Linked DNA regions of Homo sapiens: regions 2, 3, 4 and 5 are each linked to region 1. A link is an interaction called in ENCODE POLR2A ChIA-PET data of the cell type or tissue named here. Cell type or tissue: PC-9. All regions are shown on one strand.

The links. Peaks named below come from ENCODE experiments on the same cell type or tissue, not always from the same donor. Only the 100,000 strongest peaks of a DNase experiment are listed, where the experiment ranks them.
Region 2: POLR2A ChIA-PET joins it to region 1 with 6 read pairs; 2 of 35 experiments call an interaction of 5 or more read pairs at or near these places.
Region 3: POLR2A ChIA-PET joins it to region 1 with 8 read pairs; 1 of 35 experiments calls an interaction of 5 or more read pairs at or near these places.
Region 4: POLR2A ChIA-PET joins it to region 1 with 5 read pairs; 3 of 35 experiments call an interaction of 5 or more read pairs at or near these places.
Region 5: POLR2A ChIA-PET joins it to region 1 with 5 read pairs; 4 of 35 experiments call an interaction of 5 or more read pairs at or near these places.

The regions. Positions count from the first base shown.
Region 1 is chr11:74,752,735-74,757,734 of GRCh38, forward strand. The region is part of intron 1 of RNF169 (ring finger protein 169); the gene reads left to right. Among named protein-coding and RNA genes, the nearest start is that of RNF169, 6.4 kb to the left of the region's middle. RefSeq lists enhancers at 2,016-2,595, 2,595-3,216. In PC-9, no CTCF peak of the experiment used is centred here; a DNase peak (open chromatin) is centred at 2,317; H3K4me3 peaks cover 2,410 bases; H3K27ac peaks cover 3,218 bases.
Region 2 is chr11:74,518,805-74,523,804 of GRCh38, forward strand. No RefSeq gene overlaps it. Among named protein-coding and RNA genes, the nearest start is that of LIPT2, 28 kb to the left of the region's middle. In PC-9, no CTCF peak of the experiment used is centred here; no DNase peak of the experiment used is centred here.
Region 3 is chr11:75,425,702-75,430,701 of GRCh38, forward strand. KLHL35 (kelch like family member 35) reads right to left here. Exons shown (of 7, transcript NM_001039548.3): 2 at 4,048-4,929; 3 at 2,741-2,925; 4 at 819-937. The coding sequence starts at 4,928. Among named protein-coding and RNA genes, the nearest start is that of KLHL35, 5.0 kb to the right of the region's middle. RefSeq lists enhancers at 2,503-2,797, 2,523-2,817 and silencers at 4,482-4,531, 4,612-4,851. In PC-9, no CTCF peak of the experiment used is centred here; DNase peaks (open chromatin) are centred at 2,670 and 4,574; H3K4me3 peaks cover 2,605 bases.
Region 4 is chr11:74,632,238-74,637,237 of GRCh38, forward strand. POLD3 (DNA polymerase delta 3, accessory subunit) reads left to right here. Exons shown (of 12, transcript NM_006591.3): 10 at 2,346-2,458; 11 at 3,960-4,038. Among named protein-coding and RNA genes, the nearest start is that of POLD3, 42 kb to the left of the region's middle. In PC-9, CTCF peaks have their summits at 2,613 (motif pointing right) and 2,812; DNase peaks (open chromatin) are centred at 2,474 and 4,554; H3K27ac peaks cover 902 bases.
Region 5 is chr11:74,606,538-74,611,537 of GRCh38, forward strand. It overlaps POLD3 (DNA polymerase delta 3, accessory subunit), which reads left to right. Exons shown (of 12, transcript NM_006591.3): 4 at 4,962-5,000. Among named protein-coding and RNA genes, the nearest start is that of POLD3, 16 kb to the left of the region's middle. In PC-9, a CTCF peak has its summit at 4,962; a DNase peak (open chromatin) is centred at 4,994; H3K27ac peaks cover 716 bases.

The sequences.
Region 1 (5,000 bases):
TTTTGGTTTAAGAATACATCATCAAAGTCCACAGCAGTATGTTGTATGGAATTTTACTGAGTGGATATAGCATAATTAACCACCTATTGGTGGACATTTTGATTGTTTCCTGTCTTTTGCTATTATAAATAATTGTTTATAAAATCATTATGTAAATGCATGTGTGCATTTTTATGGAGAAGTCACCAGTAGCTTTCACCAGAATCTGAACCATTGTTTTATTTTATTTATTAATTAATTAATTTATTTTTTGAGACAGAGTCTTGCTCTGTTGCCCAGGCTGGAGTGCAATGGCATGATCTCGGTTCACCGCAACCTCCGCCTCACCGGTTCAAGCGATTCTCCTGTCTCCATCTCCCGAGTAGCTGGGATTACAGGTGTGCGCCACCACGCCCGGCTAATTTTGTATTTTTAGTAGAGACGGGGTTTCTCCATGTTGATCAGGCTGGTCTCAAACTCCTGATCTCAGGTGATCCACCCACCTCGGCCTCCCAAAGTGCTGGGATTACAGGCGGTGAGCCACCGCGCCCAGCCTTGAACCATTGTTTTAATCTATGTCTCTCATTCTACAGAAGAGAAAACTGAGGCCCAGAACAGATAAGAGAGTAAGAGTTTACATGAGTTGATAGTAGATGAAAAAGGGTCAACAGAAACAGCCTAATTCACAGTGAAATGTTCATAATAGCTTTAATAAGGAAAACTAATAATACCAGTTTTATAAATATTTACATTGTGCTTTTATGAGTGGAAACAGCAACAGGATTACTAGGTTGGCACAAAAGTAATTATGGTTTTTGCCATAACTTTCAATGGCAAAAACAGCAATTACTTTTGTACCAGCCTAATAGCAATTTTAGTAATATTCAGAGATATATTGCTTAGTTGTATTCTCATCACATAGTTGGATCAATTGATAAAGGAAACATCAGGCCTGCTGGAAATGAAATTTTGTAGTAAATGCACTGGTATTTAAGTGACGTTCTTAATTTTTTTTTTATTTTGTTGAAGTCCAGTGCCTCTTTAGGAATTGCTTTGTGGAAAAAGTGTAAAGAGTTTGTGTTTTCTTGAAAATTTTGGTTGCACTGGTGACATTTTTGTTCTTTGCCTGCTTTTTTGGCAAGCTTTAAGGTTCAGAACCTTAATGACCCCTGTGTACATGTTTTATTTAATTCTTTTATGCATTCACGGTTTGCTTTTGGATATAGTATCAGTTTTTGTTGATTTGTGAAACTGTGTGTGTAAAGGCTACATCAGTGATCATTTCAAAATGAACTCAGAGTTCAACTTCATATTCTTTGAGGATCTGCAACTCGTATATATTGACATATTAAATATTTGGACCATTTTGAGCAATATTCAGGAATTATGTAATATGTGTCTACTCTGTGCCAGGTCTTTGGGAAACATTAGTGAATGAAATATTAAAGATCTCTCTCTCTCATGGAGCTTATATTCTAAATTTAGAGACATTCCTTATCTGTTGATTTAAAAAACATACTTACCATACAGGCTTACATAGGTAGATTTTGAACTATACATTGCAGCCACACTTAAGCATCATTTAAAAATGATTAATGAATTTTAAGAATTCATTTAGTCTGTTTGAAATCAAGGATGGTTATTCCAAATCATACTGCTTTTAGATTTGAAACCGAGACCTTTTTACTTTTTAGGATTCTTTTTCTTCGGCTATGGGTAATGACTGAAGAAAAGCTAGACAAAGGCTGGTGAATCTTTTAAATTGGCAGTTTAAATTTTTTTATCTTCGTGGTGTTAAAAGTGCTTTTCAGAAATTGAATAGATAGGCCAGGCGCGGTGGCTCACATCTGTAATCCCAGCACTTTGAGAAGCAGAGGTGGGCGGATCAGTTGTGGCCAGGAGTTTGAGACCAGCCTGGCCAACATGGGGAAACCCTGTCTTTACTAAAAACACAAGAATTAGCCGGACGTGGTGGTGCACGCTTATAGTCCCAGCTACCGGGAGGCTGAGGCAGGAGATTCGCTTCAACCCGGGAGGTAGAGGTTGCAGTGAGCCGAGATTGCGCCACTGCACTCCAGTCTGGGCGACAGAGCGAGACTCTCTCTGAAAAACAAATAAACAAAACACGAAAATTGAATAGATAAACAATTGAATAGTGCCTTACTTATCCCTTCTCATCCCATCTCAACTTCCCTGTTCACTTAGGGTTAACATTTCTGCATTTAAAAAATTTCCCCTTTCTGTGAAAAGCAAGTAGTTCTGGTTTATTACTCAGTTGACAGACAATGTTTGCTATGTGTGCAGCCTAAATTACATTTAGGACTAATGAATAATGAAACCATGTGATTGTAGTGCAAGAGGACAGGAATTCCCTAGTCTGTAAGGATTTGTTTAAAATATGTAAAATGACTCATTTCTTTATCCTTAATGACACATATCCGAGAATTTGAGAGTGTCCTTATGTGTTATACCAATACAGGAAACATTTGCCTTGTGCTAAGATGTTTTTTAAAGCTCTTGATGAGATTACATGCACTCTACCAACTAAACAGTAATTACTATTGAAGAATAGCTCCAATGTATGAATTCAGAATTGAACAGCAGGAATTTAGGAGGTATTTGTTTATTCATATTTTCACTCCCTGTCTTCTAGTTAATCCTGAAAGAGTTGCCTACCTTGAATTAATTTGTATCTGAGTTGGCTTGAGTATATGATGTAGGATATGTTTGTTAAATTTCATTCCACTAATTCAGTGAGCATTTTGAGGGGCACACATTGTGCAAGATGATGCAATAAAAAAAGATGAATAAGACATGGTACCTTTTCTTTAAGACTCCACAGTGTGGTTGGGGAAACACATACTCAAATAACAATACAACGTGTTAAGTGAGGTAAACAGACAATGCTAACAGAGTAGAGGAATGGGCTGACTGACAATTTGCAGGAAGCCTGAGGAAGGCATTTGAATTGTATGTTGAAGAAAGAGTAGGAATTCACCAGATGAGGAAGGAGGGGATGTCCATTCCAGGTAGAAGAGCCTGCATGTAGAAAGGCTTGAAGGTGCTTGGGATGTTCAGGGACTGGCAAAAAGCTAAATATAGGTGGAGTGTGGACTGGAGTGGGGAAGTAGAGAAGAGACTGAAGTTAGATCATGAAGGCCATTGTGTATTAGGGTAAAAGAATTTTGGACTTTATCCTATAAAGCTCTTAAAGATTTTTAAGTGGTGGAATAACATAATCATACTGTGCTTTAGAAAGACAATATATATTGGTTGGAAGAGGAAAGATGTGAGTAGAAACTGGAGGTGGGGAGTCGTTAGGGGACTGTTTTAGTAGTTCAGGCAAGCGACGAAGAGGGCCTGGACTAAAGCATTGGCTGTGGCAGTGTTAACTTCAGTCATTCATTAATTTAGTAACCATTTGAGGGTCTTCTGTGTGCTAGGTCTAGGCACTAGAGCTGCAAATAGAGGTAAAGCATGGTTCTGTCCCAAAGTGTAGTTGGGAAGATTGGGATGTAAATATGCAACTGAAATGTGGTATTATAAGTATTATAATAGCTGTTATGCAAGATATAATTGTAGAAGGCAGTATAGTATATATTAATAGAGCAGGCTAATAGAGGAAAACCTGGAGACAGACTACCTGGGTTCAAATTCTAGCTTTGCTATTTATAGCTGTATGTTATTGGATACTCTCTGTGTCTTAGTTTCTTCATTTGGAAAATGGGAATAGTAATAGTATTAAAATCATAAGGTTGTTGTTAAAGACTAAATGAATTATTACAATGCTTGGTATATGAAGAGCTAGGTCAACAAATGTAAGGTATTTTCACAAAGAAGATAATCTAGTTTGGATGGGTCAGGAATGGCTTCAGTGAATGCCAGACATTTGACCATCAGTATTCATTAGGTGGATGAGGTCAGAATAAAGATGAGAGAGGGAAATAGTACATTTAAAGGCATAGGAACATGAAACAAGGAGCGTTCTAGGGATTGTAAACAGAAGTGGTTAGAGTATAGAGTGCATGTGGGAGAGTGGAAGCATGTGGGACTGCAGAAATTGGCAGTTGCTGAATAATAGTGGACTTTGAGTGCCATGCTAAGGAATGAGGATCCACTGAGGAGTTTCAAAGAGGAATTCATCTTTGAACTTTAGAGAGATCACTCCCATGGGAGTGTTGTAGCAAATAGATTGGAGAGCCCAAATTCTCTTTTTAGCAAGATGGCTAAAACTGACACAAATACTCAGAAAAACTGCATAATAAAGAACGGCAATTCTTTTATTTATTTATTTTTATTATACTTTAAGTTTTAGGGTACATGTGCACATTGTGCAGGTTAGTTACATATGTATACATGTGCCATGCTGGTGCGCTGCACCCACTAACTCGTCATCTAGCATTAGGTATATCTCCCAATGCTATCCCTCCCCCCTCCCCCCACCCCACCACAGTCCCCAGAGTGTGATAGTCCCCTTCCTGTGTCCATGTGATCTCATTGTTCAATTCCCACCTATGAGTGAGAATATGCGGTGTTTGGTTTTTTGTTCTTGCGATAGTTTACTGAGAATGATGGTTTCCAGTTTCATCCATGTCCCTACAAAGGACATGAACTCATCATTTTTTATGGCTGCATAGTATTCCATGGTGTATATGTGCCACATTTTCTTAATCCAGTCTATCATTGTTGGACATTTGGGTTGGTTCCAAGTCTTTGCTATTGTGAATAATGCCGCAGTAAACATACGTGTGCATGTGTCTTTATAGCAGCATGATTTATAGTCCTTTGAGTATATACCCAGTAATGGGATGGCTGGGTCAAATGGTATTTCTAGTTCTAGATCCCTGAGGAATCGCCACACTGACTTCCACAATGGTTGAACTAGTTTACAGTCCCACCAACAGTGTAAAAGTGTTCCTATTTCTCCACATCCTCTCCAGCACCTGTTGTTTCCTGACTTTTTAATGATTGCCATTCTAACTGGTGTGAGATGATATCTCATAGTGGTTTTGATTTGCATT
Region 2 (5,000 bases), 230 kb before region 1:
CTAGGGTAATGGAAATATTCTGTATCAATAACTGATTGGGGCAGTGATTACACAGATATATACATTTGTTAAAACTCCTCAAAGTATGTACTTAAAGTATGTGCATTTTGCGGTATGCAAATACACCTCAGTACCTCAGTAAAGTTAATTAAGAAGACTTTATCTTTTTGTGTGTGTTTTTAAATGTTTTTTTCTTTTTCTTTTCTTTTTGGGAAGACTTTATCTTTTTTTTTTTTTTTTTTTTTGAGACGGAGTCTCGCTCTGTTGCCAGGCTGGAGTGCAGTGGCAATAACCTCGGCTCACTGCAACCTCTGCCTCCTGGGTTCAGGCGATTCTCCTGCCTCAGCCACCCAAGTAGCTGGGACTACAGGCGCATGCCACCACGCCCAGCTGATTTTTGTGTTTTTAGTAGTGACAGGGTTTCACCATGTTGGCCAGTATGATCTCAGTCTCGACCTCATGATCCACCTGCCTCAGCCTCCCAAAGTGCTGGGATTACAGGCGTGAGCCACCATGCCAGGCTGACTTTATCTTTTAATAAATAATTTATTTAACTTGATGCGTAACTTTTAAATATTTAGACTTATCACATGTGGGCCCTACTGTATTTCCACCCTGGGCCCCAAGGATAATGCCTTGGTTTCTTGCAGGAGTAGGTAAATGACAGATGCTGGTGCCATTTACAGAGATGAGGAAAGCCCAGGAGGATTAGGCTTCGTCGGGGCAAGGCTGGTATTCAGCTGGTGCATTCCAGGAGTGCAATACTGATTAAAAAAAAAATACCTCTGCTGCTCTGAGCCTTCTTGCCACCAAGCTACCTGGCCCTCACCCTGGGATCCTCAGATCCTCCCACTCTCCAGCAACTAAATGGTTAATACCTGGCACATCACTGGCACAGTAATGGGTCTTCAGGATGCTGATCCAAATCCAGGGGAACTTGCTAGTGCCTGTAACCCTCAATATTTTAAATGTCACCTCTGATAGAATTGGGGAAGGAAGCATGTGAGTCAAAGGTTTATGGCTAGAAGTTGAAAGGGGAGGTCTGAGCTGGAGATGGAGCTTGTTGACTCTTGTTGCCTGCGGAATCAAGTCCAAACTCCCTTAGGTTGGCCCTGCAGTTCCCTTAGGTTATCATTCAGCTTCCACGTGACTCCCTCCAGCTCCCTGCCAGGATCCCTGATCACTCTGTGTTCCAGGACCCACTATTCCCTCTACCTGGAATGCCCTTTCATGTCTTCTCCACTGGCCACCCTCCTTTTTGTCCTTCAGGGCCATCTCGCATATCTCTGCCTCCTGAGGCCTCCCACCCTGTTTTCCATGGCTCCTCCAAACAGAGGACAGCACGCTGCCTTGTGCATCTCTGTTTAGATCCCTGCTTTCTGCACTAGGCTGTGAACTCCTCCCGGTCAGGGACAGGGGCTGGTGGCTCTCTGGGCCAAGCAAGGCCCTGGCATGGAGCAGTTCTAGTAAATCTTAAAGGACTAGATGGTGAGGCAGCATCCTGACTGGATTTACCACAGCCCCACCCTCACTCCATGACTTCTGTGCATGTGGAAGTCACAAATTTAGACAGACTAAACTTGGTCTTCTTGAAAGAATAGGCTCTTTAACAGCAAAGACCACTCTTTCCACATCACTTCTTGCTCTTTCACAGCCTGAGAAAAAGCACACAAATGCAAAGCAAGGGTGACCCTGGTCAGGCAGAATGGAATTTCAGCCTGGAGTCTTGTGAGCTGAGTGACCTCAGAGAAGTTGCTTCACTTTTCTGAGCCTCAGATTTCTCAGGTGAGAGAATGGAGATAACAGTACCTGCTTCACGAGGTGGATGTGAGGACTGAATGAAATAATGTGTATAAAAGTGTGTCAGGGAGAGGGGAGAGGGAGAATGAGGGTTATTGTTTAATAGGTACAGAGGTTCTGTTATATTTTATATGATAAAAATATTCTAGAGATGAATAGTAGTGACAGTTCGTAGCAATGTGGATATACTTAATCCCACTGAACTGTACACTTAAAAAGGTTACAATGATACATTTTATGTTGTGTATATTTTACCACAATAAAAATAAATTAATACGCTGAATGAAAGATCTTCCCTCATTGTCCCCTGCCCAAAAAGGGTTCAGCATGGTTCCAGGTACACAGCAGATGATCCATATGTCTGAGCTTCCTTCCTCCTCCCTTCTGGATTTCTCTCCACCTGGGTTCCAGGGCCATGGCCAAGAGGCAGGATGAGGGAGAGCAGGACGGGTGTCAGGAGCGGAAGTGATTAAATGTTGAACGAGGATATGGTGTTTGTGGGGTCAAAGCCAGGACTGCCCTCTGGAAAGCCCAGGCATGAGGAGGCGAGCTGCCTCCCCGCCTGAAAGGAAGAAGGATGTCCGGGGGTCAGGGATGACACTGGTGTTTTTGGCCATGAGAGAGAAGTAAGATATCTAAATTAAGGAGGAAAGGCAGGCGGGAGTTGCAGGATGTCTATGTTGGCCTACGTTGCAAAAATAAATGCATCTAGAAATAAATACATACGTAAATAAATAAGTACAGATTTTTTTAAAGACCTCAACTCCACCTTCTTGCTCTATTTCACCAAGGACAAGGGCAGTATAATAAGCTGAGAAGGGAAACAAGAGATTGTAGATTCCGGCTGCTATGGGGAAATTACAAATGAGGTCTGACGCTATCTTTGTTTCTTTTTCATTATGAAAAATACCTTGCCTGACATGGGCACCCTGCCACCATTGGGAAAACCGTGAGAATCCAGTTTGTTCCCAAAACACTGCCATGGGGAGCTGAGGTCACAAGGGAACATTGCTTTTCCCCAAGGCAACTGTGACCAAAAATAAATAAATAAATGAATAAATGATAAATAAACAATGTCCTGGAAGAAACACTGAAGTGGATATCAGGGCACCTGGCTTCTGGCCTGGTGTGTTCACATCCTAGCTGGGTGACCTGGGACACGTCACCTTCCCTCTCTGCACTTCAGCTGTTTCATCTGCAGAATGAGGGGAGCCACCAGATGACCTCTGAGGGTGCTTCCATCTCAGATAATATCTCTAATACTCATGATTCTAGGATATACTCTTTTCAAGCCCTTGAAAGAACAATGGGAGTTGGTGAGGAAAGAAAATGCTGAGCTGGATGGTGGAACTGACTGTCTCAGAGTTGGAAGAGAATCTGAGAGATCACCCAGCCCGCCCATCCATCCATCCATCCATCCATCCATCCATCCATCCATCCATCCATCCATCTGTTTATCCATCTACCCACTCAGTATTCCTACTTGAGCCTGGCTCTGTGTAGGGAAGTGAGGACCAAAAATGGATCAGACTCATTCCTTACCTTCCTGGAGCTCTCAATCTAGGGAACCTGGGGGTGAGGGAGGAAGGTAACTGAGTGATTATGTTACCAAGGGCTATGAACTGGGGTCTGAACATGCAGGGTATGGTAGGGGTGCAGCGTGGGTAAGACCTGCTCAGCTTGAGGAGGCCAGGAGAGGCTTCCAGATGAAGAATCTACTCAATAAGTAGAAGCTCTTCAGGTAGAGAAAAGGGGAAACAGCAGAACAGCACATGCACAAGTGCTGCTGTATGATGAAGTCATTCCAATCCCAGGGCACCAACGTCCTGCCTTACAGCAATTCAGGTAAACACATCCCAGGGTTTTGGAAATGATTAGATTAGAGTTTCTCAGACCTGGGACTATAAACCCCTCAAGGTTAATAAATAAATATATTGTGAGGAGCCTGAAATGTGTCTGTGAAAACTTCTAAATGTTATGTTTCATTTTGATGGTAATCCAAACAAAATCAGCATGTTCTGAATTGTCTGGAAGGCTACCACCTGCCATGGCATTTGGACACTGACTTTGTGTTTCTGATCACTTTGAAGCCAGATAGTGCTTTACGTTCATTGTTATAGCCCAACCAAGGAAAATAGAGGTGGGCTTAATGTAAATGATACTTCTATGCCAAGTAAAAGTCAAATGGGGACTTGGTGCACGGTCAAAATGAAGACTTTCCAGGAGTTTGACCAGAGAAGCACAGTGGGAGCTGCCTGCAGTCTACAGTGCTCTGGGTGTGCTGTACTAAAAAAGCCTGTGCCATAGCAGTCTGCCCCATACTCAGGCTTCAAATGGCAATTTAACTTCAGTAAAACATCTTCTGGCATACTAAGTTAGAATGTTTGTTTGAATTTTATAGGGTTAGTAATTGTGTTTATTTTCCATTTGTCTTGGTTTAGAGTTACAGAACAGCTACTAGCATAAGGAATTTATACTGAGTTTTGTGCTTGTAAGTATACAAGTGATATTAAAATAATTTAAGTCGGCTGGGTGTGATGGTTCACGTCTGTAATCCCAGCACTTTGGGAGGCCAAGCTGGGCGGATCACCTGAGGTCGGGAGTTCGAGACTAGCCTGACCAACATGGAGAAACCCCGTCTCTATTAAAAATACAAAAATTAGCTGGGTGTGGTGGCGCATGTCTGTAATCCCAGCTACTCGGAATGCTGAGGCAGGAGAATTGCTTGAACCCAGGAGGTGGAGGCTGCAGTCAGCCGAGATCGCGCCATTGCACTCTAGCCTGGGCAACAAGAGTGAAACTCCATCTCAAAAAAAGAAAAAAAAATTTAAGTCAACTTTGGGGTGAATCTGTAAGAATTTTGAACAGGGGCACCTCCATTACTTGAGTTTGAGAAACATGCTGTTAGTTGCTTGGTTAGCAATCCTCATTGTTTATAGAGTCTCTTCCTTTAGTTTAATGGGAGTCCTTCTTGCTGCCACCTTAGGTCAAAATTACCTCCAAAAAGAAGAACCATAACCTATTATCATATAGCTAAAAAAAAAAAAAAAAGTGCACAGGGCCTCTAGGAGGTAACTGCATCTTCCAGGGTTAGGCACAGCTGACGTGTACTTTACCACTTTCCACTGCCCCCCAACATACACCCTCTGCTGCAGCCATGTGGTTGATACCTTAGCAGGGTTCACTAAACAACTTGGGTA
Region 3 (5,000 bases), 670 kb after region 1:
GACCAAACTGACCCCCGAGCCCAGTGCTGCCACCACCTGGGCAGCCTCCACCCAGTTGCTGTACCTCCCTGAGCCGGTTTCCTCTCATTTAGCGGGGATGAGACCTTAACCTGCATGGTTACAGCTGTAAAATACCTGGCACCAAGCTGATGCTTAATAATAATAGCTAGTATTGAGACTTTACCACCCCACTTAATTGATTCTAAGAAGCATCTTTGTTTCTGAATTCGGGATGTAGCTTACAAAGATAATTGACTTTTTTTTTTTTTTTTGAGACAAAGTCTCGCTCTGTTGCCCAGGCTGGAGTGTAGTGGTGCAATCTGGGCTCACTGCAAGCTCCGCCTCCCAGGTTCATGCCATTCTCCTGCCTCAGCCTCCTGAGTAGCTGGGACTACAGGCACCAGCCACCACGCCGAGCTAATTTTTTGTATTTTTAGTAGAGACGGGGTTTCACCGTGTTAGCCAGGATGGTCTGGATCTCCTGACCTCGTGATCCGCCCGCCTTGGCCTCCCAAAGTGCTGGGATTACAGCCACTGCGCCCGGCCGACAGATTCTTTTATTCTTGAGTGGCACAGTCAAGATTCAAACCTAGACTCTATGGCCCCAGAGCCCATACCCTTGACCATCAGGCTGTTACTATTACAGTAATTGCTATTATTATTAGCATCAGCCATTATTATGTGACCTTGGACAAGTCTCCTTTTTTGGGGGGCTTCAGACCCCTTCTTACAAAGAGAGGGTTTTAGAGAACCTCCCTCCAGCACATCCACAGATCTGTACCTTGTGTCCCAGGGCAGCCGCTGCAGCTCGTGCCTACCTGCCCCTGCACAACTGCCATCTTGTGCCTCCACCTGCCCTTGTGCAGAGAGGCTACCTTGATCCAGGTGTGCAGATGGGAGCTAAACATCCACACATCATGACTGTTGATGTGGCCTCCTAGGGAGAGAGAAGCAGCTGTTGCCCATCGGCTCTCTTGCTATCCCAAGCACCCCCAAAGAGCTAGAAACTAGGGCCCCCAGATCCAAAGGAAGGGTTAAGGGAAGGCAGCAGGAGGACTTCTTGAGCTGGTGTAAGACTCTGGACCTGTGACCCAGTGTGCTTTGAATAAGTGGTGGGAATGTCTGAGTTACGACCCTCGAGGGGAGAAGCCTGACACATTCAGGAAGAAGGGGCTGGTTTTCGCCGGGCACCTTGTGGTGGTGGTGGTGGTGTGCCAGGCTCTGTGCTCAGGAAAGCAAAGAGGGGGCCGCTGTACTAAAGGTAAGAGTACAAAGGGTACCTAAGGCAAGCATCTGGAATGTACTGGGGATCCAGGAAAAGCAGAGCCAGCTGCACTGGGAGCCAGGATAGGTAGAGGGTGACCCAATAACCCTCCCTCCCTTCTGCCTTCACCTGCACAATTTCATTTCTGATCTCATCCCTCCATGAGGTGTTGGGAATATTAGACCCAGTTTACATATAAGAAACTCAGATGAGACTTAGAGACCAACAATGACCTGCTGAAGACTACATGGCCTTTTGTCAGAGCCAGAACCAGAGCTTCTGGCTCCAGGCCCAGCATTGGTGCTGCTGGAGGACATGGCATGCCCTATGGGGCCAGGTACTGGGGATGCAGGATGTGGACTCTCCCTTCCCATGTCTGGCCACCCTGGGGATCTTGGCCAGGGATTCACCTCTCAATGGGAGCCTCCCTGGGGACAACCCTAACTGCACCCTTCAGCCTGAGCCTGTGACCAGAGCCACATCTGTTTGGTAGCCCCATCTTTGTTTATTCCTAGTGGCACCCAACAAAGGCCCCACATGTTGCTCAGAGCCATCAATGGCCTTGGATAAATTGTCCAGTGGTAATCTGTGGCCTGGATGGTCTGTGAGGCCTCCCTGGCTTATTCTCCTGCTCCTTACTCTTTGCAGGCACCCATAGTTCTTTACAACATTAAGGTCAATCCACCTAGCCCCAGACTCAAAGCCTCCCTGATCTGACTCCTGCCTCACCTGTGATACTCAACCTGCACTTCAGAGCCCTGAGTCCCCAGGGTTCCTTTCTGCATGTCCCTGCCCTTGTGCCTTTGCCCATACTGTTCCCTCCAACTTTCAAGGTCCAGCTGAAAAGTCATCTCTTCTATGAACCCTGGCTAGATTCCCTGAGTGGCATTCCAGATCATCTGGGGACTCTGAGAATTCTGATCACATTCTGCCTGGCAGTAAAAGTGAAGTCTCTCTCCTCTCCAGGACACTCCAGGGGAGCAAGGACTGTGTTTTATGCTTCTCTGAGTCTTTAGGGCTTGAGCCTTAGGGAGGACACAGTTTGTTGGTATCAAACAGATGTGTGTTCCTCCTAGCTTTGCCATTTTTGAGACAATGGGGGAAATTCTGAGCCTCTCCGAGCCTTTCTTATCTGTAAAACAGCATTGTAGGGGGATTTAATGATAACGAATGTAAGCTTCTTAGCATAATGTTCGGCACATAGTAGGCTAGTTGAAGTGATTATTAATACTAATACGAATTGACTTCCTTAGGAAGCCGGTTCAGAACAAAAAGTAATCATATGTATTGAAGTTAACATTCCTGAATAAAGGGCGGGTCACACGCGTAGTTAGCCCTGCTCACTTCAGCCAATAACTGTAGGTTATCAGAAAACATCCCGCCCCTCTCTCCCGATTGGAGGGAAAAGCAAAGGGGGTGGAGTGCGGAGGCTACTAGTCAATCCCGTGTGAGCTCCCGTTGCGGCTCCGCCCTCACCGGAGACGTAGACGTCATTGCGGAGAGCACAGGCGGCGAATTCTGAGCGAGTGTAGCCGGGCAGGCTGGGCAGTGGGGTCCACCGCTGGCTCTCTGGATGGTAGGCATCGGCGAAGGGCAGCTTCAGGAGACCTTTGCGGTCGCAACCGCCGATGACCACGATCACTTCAGCTAGGTCCATGAATCTGGCGTGCGGATAAGCCCAGTGCCTGTTGGGCCGCACCCAAGTTCGGCCCTCTCTTACCCTCTCGACCACACTGCACGGTCCCGCTGCCCTTTCATGCGTTTCTGCCATCACCCCCGCCCACCCGATCCCCCGGCCTCAATCCCGCTAGACCCTGCCACTTCCAACTTTGCCTGTGGGTACTGGGAAGAGAATCGCTAATGCTTACCGCATTCTGCTGACCTCTAAACTACAGAAAAAAAAATCTTTACAGAGCCCTTGCCCTCACCTAGAAAAATCACCTCGTTTAATCTGTATGGCAGTTCTATTAGTAGGGATTATTACCCCTTTCTCAGGGGAGGAAACTGAGGCTCACATACCATGGCGTGCCCAAAGCCATTAAGCGTCAGAGCTGGAATTCAAGCCCAGGTTTGTCTGTCGCTAACTCATCTTCAACACCCTTTTCTCACCTCCAACCGCTGATTCTGCTGCCTCCCTCCTCCTATGACATCCCCTCATCCCTAATTCCATTAAGCCGGATAACTCACCCTTTCAGTAAATCATTCTTCCCTCTCACTGACCCCACCATCTGACGCCACCAGAATTTCCATACCCTTTTAGCCATTGGTTTTCTAATTCCTTTGGCACATATTTGAGGATCTCTGTCCCAGGCCCTGTGCTTAGTGTTAGAGAGAGTGTCGTCTCTGGGGGCATGATTAAGGGCTACTCTGCCCAGAGCCTCCCAGTCTGGCTTTCCAAAGGTGGGGCAGGCTGCTTTCACTACTTCCCCATGCCCCTGCCTATTTCTATCCCTCATTAGACTGCGAGCTCCCAGAGGGCAAAGAGTGTTTTCAAATCACTTCCGCATCCCGGCACCCTGCACAGAACTTGCGTAGAGTAGTAAGTACTCGGAATTACGGTTGCATGGGCCAAAGAGAGTGTGCGCAGCTGTGGGGTCTCTGCATCTCCCTCACTGGCTTGTTAACTCTTCAAGGGCAGAATTATGGGCACCGAGCCTCTAAAATGTTGAACGAATGACTGAATATCATCAAGAGGCAGTACTAAAAGATGATGAAAGAATGAATGAGCGGTGGAAGCAGGCGGGAAGAACGGAGGGCGGGAAGCTAGGGGATGGCGGCCCTACCTCCGCGGCCGGGTCCGCAGCGCACCGGCCTCGCGGCCCAGGATGAAGCAGGCGCGAGCCTCGAGCAGCAGCGGGCGGCACTCGCCGCAGGCCTGCAGCAGCTCGTCCGCCTCCACCTTCTCCAGGAAGTAAGCGGGCGCCAGTAGCGGCAGGCGCACGTGCTCCAGCAGGCGTCGCAGCTGGCCGCGGCGGGCCGGCGCGTCGTGGCGCACCCAGCGCATGGCCGCTTCAAACACGGCCTCCTCGCGCGCCACGCCCAGCGCGGGGTCCGCCAGCAGCGCCACCACCTCGTCAGGCGCCAGCTCCAGGAAGTCGGCGTGGCGCGCCACCTCGGCGAAGGCCTGACGCAGGACGCGGCCGCAGCGCTCGGCCAGCGGGGCCAGCGAGAAGGCGGCGGCCACGCGGCGCAGCGCTAGGCTGTTGGCGGCGCGCAGGCGGCCCTCGAGAAAGCGCACGCAGGCCTCGCGCAGGCCCGCCACGCCCAGCCGCTCCGCCAGCGCCAGCACGGCCGCCGCCTCGTCCTCCGCGCGCAGCCGCACGCCCGCTCCGTACACGTAGTCGAGCACCACGGCCAGCGCCGCCGCCGCCCCGGCCGGGCTCGTGCCTGGCGCCTCGGGAGCTACTGGCACCACTGGCACCACGGCCGGGCCGCGCTCGGGCCGCCCGGCCGCGAACAAGCTGCGGAAGTAGGCGCTGCCCGCGCTGAGCGCCGCGCGGTGGCACGGAAAGTCGCGCCCGCCGGCGCGCAGCACCACGTCGGTGAGGGTGCCGCTCCGCCGGTAGGCGTTCAGGGCCTGCAGCACGCGCTGCGCGTGGCACGGACCCGCGCACGGCGCTTCGCAGCCCGGCTCCGACTCCTCCGGCGCATGGCCTTGCCGCATCCTGCCGGGGAGAGAACACAAACAGCGTCGGGGAAGCCACCTGGCTGCGCCCGGGAGAGGCGACAGCCCTCA
Region 4 (5,000 bases), 120 kb before region 1:
TGCCAGAGAACTCTTTGACACACTGGATCTCTGAAATTAGTTTCATTGCAGTTTTTATTCTGTCCCAACAAAGGTTGCTTTCCTGGAATAAGTGATATTTCATTACTTACCTTTTGCTTGAAGAGCTGCAGATTGGCTACAAATCTGTTTAAAATACACCAGTGCATTGGACATTCTTTATGTCTGTGTCAGTAAAAATGTATTGAGTGGGGATGTTTGGCTTGGTAAAGACTAAGGCAGACAGACATATATTCTAGTACATGAATGGCGGCACGTTTAAACAAAGCAGTAGATATTTACAATTTTAAAAGTCAGATAAAAATAGAAGTTTTATGATAGATGATAATCTCTACTCTCTGGCTCATCTAATTTGACTGATGCTTCTTTTGTCAACTTTCTCCCATCTGCCTTCCACCTTCCATGGATTTGTTGAAATTTCTTAATCATTAAGGACTCTTGACTCTACTATTCTCTTCCCTGTTTGGGGGAGTTATAATGTTTTACTCATTTATTATCAACAGTGTTTCTCTCAGGGAGTGTGTGGAAGGAAGAGAGAGATATATGTTGTCTTCCTTGACCTGGATGTTCCTCATCCCAAATTTAGTTCAGAAAGTGGTGGTTTTCCTTTATTTAAGTAAATACACACACACACACACACACACACACACACACACACACACACACACACACACACACAGTTACTCTATGTTTATGCCAGGGAAATCGTGGTGTCTCTGCCTTTTTGGAGCTTAGAGTCTAGAGTGGGGATCTAGATAAACATTTGCCTACAGTGCTGTGAGAGAGGTCTTAGAGGGTGTCACTAGGATTGTTTTCTTTGGTTAAGTCAACTGGTTTCAGAACTGGAAATAGAATAAGAACGCCTAAGTTTATTACTGTGAGTCTCAAAATTCCTTTGGCTTCCTCATTGCCTAAATTTTCCTCCTCCCATTATAACACATCTACCATTGTGGCCCAGCTTTCTTCATAGCTGTTCCTTCAGAACAATGGAGGCTTGCTTCTGGGGTTTGACTTTTCTCTTGCCTGAGCTCCCATCATGTTCTAGCCTCCCAGAGCTGGCTAATAGCCGGACCGCTTTCCTTTTATGTTTCTCTCTCTTGTTTCCCAGAGCTTATAAAGTTTTTGGGGCCCATTTTATACTTAAAGTGTGTAATTTATTGTTCTTTCTGGCTCTTGTTCTGCTTCACCTCTTTAGGCCATTTGGCCTTGAACTCTTCACTGTCATAATTTTTAACACTGACCTAATCAGTTGGGAGAATTTCAGATCCAAGACTTGTGTTAAGAATTTGAATACAGCCAGGAGATTCAGGGAGCAGGTGAGGCTAAGTCGCTACCCGGTCCCCTGACCAGCACTTTCTTTGTGGTGATTGAGTAATAGGTCAGTTGAGGATTTTTACTTCCCCTCTCATGGGCTGTTTACTAAGACCACCAATTCTGCAATTGTTGAGAAATGATGGGATCCCTCTGGTGGTGCTCATTTCTTGGGTGATGCCACTTCCACAGCAGTATTTTTTTCCTAAAAGTGTTCTTTCCTGTTAACCTCACTGTAGCAGAACAAACCTTATCAGTGAAGCAGTCACTAGAAATATGCAAAATATTAAGTAGGTCCTAGTTGTCAGAGCTTAAATAATGATAATTGTTTAAAAGATGACTTCACCCACCTCCAAGTTTATACTGTTAACATCAGCTGGAAATTTTCAGTCTAAGAAACATCTCAGGTGATTAAAAGTAACCCTTAGGTCACAGTGAAAGACTCTGGCATGGAACATTTGTTATAACCTGAGGATTATCTCCACATAGATCTTGAGAGATAATGTCTTGTCCTCAATGGTAAGGCGGCATGGGATAGTTGGAATAGCAAGGCTGTAGAATTGGATTGACTTAGGCTTAAAACCTCCTGTCTCAGTTATAAGCTGTGTGACCTTGGCAAGTTTAGGAACCCCTCTGAACCTCTATTTACTGTAATGTGCAAATAAGAAAATCTGTCTCTTAGAGTTGTTGTAAGAATAAAGTGAAATACATGGCATATGAAAGGCGATAAGTGGATATTTGTAAACCAACTTCATAACCTGACTAGCTATAAAAGAAAATATTTAGCTAAGATACTTCCGGCTGTAATAATTCTTGATTCTCTGATTTTATTTGTATAAAATTAATAAAATATGTATTTTAAAGATAACTATATAACTACAGAGTTCTTGGTTGTCATGAATTACTGCTTGCTAAATCCCCTTTGCTGGACATGTCAATTTAGAGAACCAATGGAGAAGGCTTTATACCAGATAGTGCTTGTAGTTCTCTGATCTAAGTCCGTTTCATTATTTCAGTCTTTCCAGACTCTCCTGGGGCTTATGAAGCTGAGTCACCATCCCCACCTCCTCCTCCGTCTCCACCTCTTGAACCAGTGCCAAAGACTGAGCCTGAACCTCCTTCTGTCAAGGTAAAATTATACTGGGATTCTTGCATGTCCATGCATCCTTTGTGTCTTAAGGACCTACAACCACTATGCTAAATTAGTTCCCTTGCTGTATACTTCACAAATGCCAGTAGATGGCTCTTGTCTCATTCTGCTGTCCTACAGGTTGTACAGAATGGGCGTTCCCTCCATTCTTACCTGAAGGGAGATTTTGCTAGTGGGTATAGTCTCAGGAACGTTGCAGAGGTGGAACCTGGGAGCTGTTCTGTTTTCATGACCTTCAGCATCTCTGCTGTGCTGTACAGCTCCTGTTAGAATGGTGTAAAAAGAGATCCCCCCTGCATCAGAGCAACACGTGAAAGACAGAGGGGAACAAACAACTTAACACACGTTTGTTGCTCTTCAGAAGCAATTCTGGAAAAGGGCTGGATGGGAAAACTGTCAACCAAAGGGGAAATATAGCTTTGAACGCTCTTCAGCTGCATCTTATCTACACCTATTAGTGTAGATAATGAAGAGTTGAAAAAATAGTCGCTGACAATTTTTTTTTCCTTTGTGGCTGTTAGTTTTTCTTAATTCATTGTGTTAAGACCATCATTTAAATCTTACGCTGATTTCCTCATTAGCTGAAGAGAAAATGGGACGAAAGAGACCAGTGGAGATAAAAGGAAGTTGATACTAGTAATACCTATTTTGAGACTAAATTAGATAGCTATAATGTTGAAGTGTCAAGGCTGGCCAGGCGTGTTGGCTCACACCTGTAATCCCAGCACTTTGGAAGGCTGAGGTGGGCAGAATGCCTGAGTCCAGGAGTTTGAGACCTGGGCAACACAGGGAGACTTTGTCTCTACTTTAAAAATATCTGGGCATGGTGGCACATGCCTTTTAGTTTCAGCTACTTGGGAGGCTGAGGTAGGATGATCATTTGAGCCCAGGAGTTGGACTGTTGCAGTGAGTTATGATTGCACTTCTGCATTCCAGCCTGGGCAACAGAGCCAGAACTTGTCTCTAAAAAACAAACAAACAAAAAAAGAAGACAAGAAATGTGAAGGCTGACATAGCAAGTATCTACAGCAAGGGCATATGCCACAGAAATCCCTGGTGTGGTTTAGGGGCCATCCCTGTGTACTCCCATAATATCTGTCTCAGCCCTCACTACACTGTATTGCAGTGGTCTGCTTTCCTTCTCTCTCTCCTCCACTAAGGTCCTTATCCTATATGTCTTTTTAACCATGCTGCCTGCACTACCCAACAATAGTTTATTGACTGAATGAACAGAACACAGTTCTTTCTTCAGCATGCTACTTTCCTTCTTATGAACAATGAAGTATCAAGCCTGTGTATATAGTGGGCGTAACTTGTCTGTGTGATGGGGTTGGTTCTCTAAAACTAATGTAGAGTTTCTCTTTCAACTTTTTATCATAATGGAGTATTGGAGAGTGATTAGTATAGATTTAAAAGCTTTTGTTATTTTTCTGTATAACATAATTGATCCAGCTTAACATTGTATCCTCTGACCTTTTAGAGCTCAAGTGGAGAAAACAAAAGAAAACGAAAACGCGTACTAAAATCTAAAACTTACCTGGATGGGGAAGGCTGCATAGGTAAGACAAATATTTGGCTCCAAATCCAGAGATAGAATCTCTTATTACCACAGAGGCACCATAATCCCTTTTAGAACAGGTACATCTCAAACTTTAATTTACATGTGAATCATGCCCAAGTGGTACTGATGCTGTTTGTCTATGGCATACACTTTGTGTAGCAGAGTGTAAGTCAGAACACCTAGGTTCTTGTTTAGGTCATAGACTATAAAAATAAGCACTGAGATCTTGGCTAAAAGTTATGTCGTCCCTGGTGAAGAGTTTCTTATCTATGGAATATCTATTTTGCCTAAATGTGCAGTTATGAAGATTCAGGTGGCATAAATATATCCAAAAACAAGATGGAAACCACAGTATGGGCTTAAGATGTTATCATAGACATTGAGAAGCTTTTTTTTTTCTAGAATATTTGTTTTTATAAATTTGAACAGTGGAAAAGAAGCTACAGATGATTAGACTGTAATCAAGAGTCATCTTTGGTATTTGGTTCCATTTGTTCTTCAGAAGGGTATGACTCATCGAGATTGCTTCCTTTATGTTTCCTATTTGTAAGCCATGTTAGGTAAAAGCATGTGCTTGTTATGAAGGCCTAGGGAGGAATTAGAGTTCAGGCTTTGAGTCATTGGCTAGTTCTTCAGCCATGTTTTAGCTTCTTCTACCCTTTCCATAATCACACTAGACTTCTGTGGAGCTTTTAAGATTTAGCACTTGAGGTTTGATGGGATGCTCAGATCCTGGTACTGTATTTTTGTGTTTGAAAAGAGTTGTGGGTTTAGGCTCTTACCTTTGTTAGTTGGATAGCCCATGGTTGTCATTTTGCCTTTTGTGGCACCTGCTACAGCTTGGATCTTCAGAGAAGATTATTTTCCCTGTTACTGATTTTTTTTTTTCCTAGTTCAGACTTGTTTTGAAAAGATTGGCTCTGAAGAATCAACCTTTCCAGGTTCTTAAAACTAGTGAAG
Region 5 (5,000 bases), 150 kb before region 1:
TGACATTCATAAAATTTTGAGTTCATGGATCTTCTGGAATAGGATCCAAAGTTAAGAATTTACGTTTTGAGATAATGTAGATTTTTACTCAAACTGACCCATTATAACAGGGGCTCTTAATTTAGGATTCTTAGATGGTCTTCATGGTTGGTCTTCAAAGTCTAGAGTTTTCTTAGATGACACTGAAAGTGTTCAAATTGTGTTCCTCAGTGCATATTTCCGAGACCATTTTTCAAAATGATGTATAACCTATAATCAGTTAAAAACTAAGCCATGGCTTGCTTATAAAAAGGTCTTCTGTTTCTAAGTATAAGATGGCATTTAAATTCTGCCTATCTTTTTTTAGCAGCAGAGTGCTTTTTCAAACAAAATCTTAATCAGAGTTCTATATATAAAATTTATTAAGAGTGGGGTTGCTGTGGTTGAAGTGGTTGTGAGGATTTCAGAGCCCTGGACCTGCCCTCCCAATAGCCTCACTGGGAAGCTCTGTGGAACCCTGTAGAACGAACTGACCAAATGTGGATGCTTACCTATGCCTTTTTTCCCTTAAAGGGAATCCTCCTAAGGAAAGGCAGATTATTAAGCAATATGATCAGGTTTTGTTCTTTTAATTCTTCTATTAATAATTTCCTTTTTAAGTTTTTAGTGCTTCTAGAAAGAAAAAAGACATTACGCAGCTTTGTATGGAATTTATTATTATTATTATATATTTATTTATTTATTTATTTATTTATTTATTTTTTGAGACCGAGTCTTGCTCTGTCGCCCAGGCTGGAGTGCAGTGGCGTGAACTCAGCTCACTGCAAGCTCTGCCTCCTGGGTTCACGTCATTCTCCTGCCTCAGCCTCCTGAGTAGCTGGGACTACAGGCGCCCGCCACCACGCCCGGCTAATTTTTTTTTTTGTATTTTTAGTAGAGACGGGTTTCACCATATTAGCCAGGATGGTCTCGATCTCCTGACCTTGTGATCCACCCACCGCGGCCTCCCAAAGTGCTAGGATTACAGGCGTGAGCCACCGCGCCTGGACTTATTTTTATTTTTTATTTATTTATTTATTTTTTGAGACAGGGTCTCACTTTGTCATCCAGGCTATAGTGCAGTGGCAGAATCTCGGCTTACTGTAGCCTCAATCTCTTGGGTTTAAGCCATCTTCCTGCCTCAACCCCCCAAGTAGCTGGGATTACAGGTGCTTGCCACCACGCCCAGCTAATTTTTGTACTTTTTGTAGGGATGGGGTTTTGTCCTGTTGCCCAGGCTGGTCTTGAACTTCTAAGTTCAAGTGATCTTGAACTTAAGTGATCTGCCCTTCTCGGCCTTTCAAAGTGCTAGGATTACAGAAGTGAGCCACTGTGCCTGGCCTGGATTTTTTTAAATGTAAATAATTTTTATTTTTCCAATGATTATTATAAAAAATGTTTAACAATATATAGAACGTGAAAGCTTCCTTCAAATCTCATCCCAGAGATTCTTCCAGAGGATTATTTGAAAATTTCAAGGAAATGTTTGGTTGGTTCTTTTTGTAATGTGAAGAACTGTCAACCTGATCTATGCTTTATGGGTTCCCTGTTAGCTTTTCATCTAATGATTTTAGCTGAGATTAGTTTTAATCATTGCCTAAATCATTAATTCACTAAAGGTTACAAAATGGTGATGTTTTGCCTTGAACTCCTGGGTCCAAGCGATCCCCTTGCCTCAGCTTCCTCAGTAGCTGGGACTGCAGACATGCACCACCATGCCCAGCTTATTTTTTATTTTTATTTTTATTAGAGACGAGGTCTCACTATGTTGTCCAGACTGGTCTTAAACTTCTGGGCTCAAGTGATCCTCCTGCTTCGGCCTCCCTAAGTGCTGGGATTACAGGCATGAACCACGGCACCTGGCCTTTCTGTTTTTTTAGCTGTAATTTTTCTGTGAATAATTTTCTCTCATCAACTAGCCGTGTTTTCCCTGTTATGCTAAGAACAGAGGGCTTACCCCCTCCTAGGCTCTGGGTTTGTGGATGCTCCCTAACTCCCGTGTCCACTTTAATAGGAACCCATTGAATCAGAGCTCCACTCTGGTCTGCATTGTTTTAGCACCAGCTGGCATTTCCATTCTGTTGTTTTTATGTACTTTCAGTATCCCCCAGGGCAGTATATAGCCACACGGACCTGTCTGGTCTATTCAGATCTTCTCATGAGGTGCGAATTACTGTTTTTAGGGCTCTTACTGCAAAGCTGCATTGGTTTTGAGTGGTTCATTCCTAATGGTCTGTAATTTTTATAATAAGCTCTGTAATTTTTAGTGTGCAGTTTTACGGAACATGACTTTTTTCTTCCCTTGAATAAACCAATGAAAATGACATTTTTAGGAGTGCCAGTTTTAAGAGAAAATGCATTATGAGAACATTAATAATCCCAGCTCAAACTTATGGTTACACTTTTTAAAAAACTTATTTGATGTTTAGATTGCTGTTTTTTTTATGTTGTGAATTTTGGTGGTTCCGAACATTAACAAAAATATCTATTTGCTTTAGACAAATACACGAGGTTTAGAAAAGCAAAACCTGTATTATTACCAACAATTTGATTACTGAAAATAAGATTTCTTTGCAGTTCTTTGTCTGTAGGATATGTCCTGCTAAGGATGCACAGTCATCCTGTATTTTAGAATCACTTGAAATAATTCCTCACTGTACTGAAGCCACCAATTCAATATCTAGTTCAATTCAATTTTTTTTTTCCATTTTGCTTTCAATTGATAGGTTCCCTCCTTTCCCTTAGAGGTAACTGTTACATTGAGTTTGCCTTCTCCTTCCATTGTTTTTGATATATATATATATATATATATATATATTTTTTTTTTTTTTTTTTTTTTTTTTGAGATGGACTTTTGCCTGTTGGCCAAGCATTGGAGTGCAGTGGCGTGATCTCAGCTCACTGCATCCTCTGCCTCCCAGGTTTAAGCAGTTCTCCACCTCAGCCTCCCGAGTAGCTAGGATTACAGGCGTCCACCGCCACGCCCTGCTAATTTTTTTTGTATTTTAGTAGAGACGGGGCTTTGCCATCTCGGCCAGGCTGATCTTGAACTCCTGACCTCGTGATCCATCTGCCTCGGCCTCCCAAAGTGCTGAGATTACAGGCGTGAGCCACTGCGCCTGGCCTGTTGTATATATTTTTAATATAAGAAAATATATATTCATTTTGCCTCTCTTTGTTAGATAAATGTTTTCATACGTGCAAACTATTTTACACTCTGCTTTTTTTTACATAACAGATTCAGAGCATCACTCCACAGCAGTTATAGAAATATTCCTCATTAATTATTACAGCCACATAGTGCCACATTGATAGATATACCTTAGCTTATTCAGCAATCCCTTATTGGTAGTTGTTATTTATGATCTTTGGCTATTACAAATATTAATAGTGCTGTAGTGAATAGCTTAGTGTCTGTGTGTTTTGTATATTTTTGCTAGTGTGTTTTAGGGTTACATTCCTAGAGTAGGATTGCTCGGTCAAAGGGTGAGTGCATGTGTACTTTTGTTGGATGTTGCCAAATATCACTCTGCTTCTTGTTCCCACCAACAATGTATGAGAGTGCCTGTTTCCATATAGCATTATGTTATAATATGTTTTAGGGCTATTTATATTTCTTTTTCTGTGAACTGTCTGTTCCTACCACTTGCCCTTTTTTTTTTTTTTCCTTTTTTGAGACGAAGTCTTACTCTGTCACCAGGCTGGAGTGCAGTGGCACGATCTCAGCTCACTGCAACCTCTGCCTCCCAGGTTCAAGTGACTCTCCTGCCTCAGCCTCCCGAGTAGCTGGGACTACAGGCATGCACCACCATGCCCAGCTAATGTTTGTATTTTTAGTAGAGTCAGGTTTTCACCATGTTGACGAGGGAGGTCTCCATCTCTTGACCTCGTGATCTGCCTGCCTCGGCCTCCCAAAGTACTGGGATTACAGGCATGAGCAGCCACATCTGGCCTTTCTTGCCCATTTTCTAAAGAGTTGTTAGTCTTTGTTTTCTTTAATTTTAGAAGTTGTGTATTAACCCTTTGTGATGTAAGTTGCAGTTTTTTTCCGCTTTATCATTTGTTTTTGTACTTACGTTTTTTTTTCATTTAAAAGTTGCTTTTTTAAAATAGATTATTTCAGTTATTTCTGGATTTTGAATTATACTTAGGAAATGTTCCCTCTTTCTTAGCTTATAGCAGGTTATAGAATTCACACATGTTTTCATGTGCATATATGTGTTCTTCTCTTTTTTTTGAGACCAAGTCTCACTCTGTCACCCAGGCTGGAGTGCAGTGGCACAATCTCAGCTCATTGCAACCTCCGCCTCCCAGGTTCAAGTGATTGTCCTACCTCACCCCCCTGAGTAGCTGGGATTACAGGTGCCTGCCACCATGCCCAGCTAATTTTTGTGTTTTTAGTAGAGACAGGGTCTCACCATGTTGGCCAGGGTGGTCTCAAACTCCTGACCTCAGGTGATCCACCCACTTCGGCCTCCCAAAGTGTTGGGATTACAGGCGTGACCCACCACACCCGGCCTTATTTTTTACATTTAAATCTCTAATCCATTTAGAATTTATTTTGGTATATGATGTGAGGAACAGATCCAATTTTTATCTGGTTCCATGTGATTATACAGTAATTCTTATTAAATCACTCACTAAAAAGCCTTTGCTCACACTGATTTGAGATGCTGTATTTTTTTAATTGTAGTACTGAAATCTGTGCTAGATCACTTTCCTTAACCTTATTGAGAAGTTTTAAGATAAGCAAATTATTATTTTTTTTCCTGAAAGTAAGCAAATTAAAAGTGAGTCTGACTTTATTAAATTATAACATATGTTTTAAGGAGTGCCTGGTGTTTTCCTAATTTCACATCCAAGCACAATTGAATTATTGGAGCAAGGAAACTAAAATTGCAGATTCTTACATTAAGCACTAATAAAGTGTTATTTTCTTACAGTGCCACAAGGTTGCAGTAGTGAGAGAAGATAAATTGGAA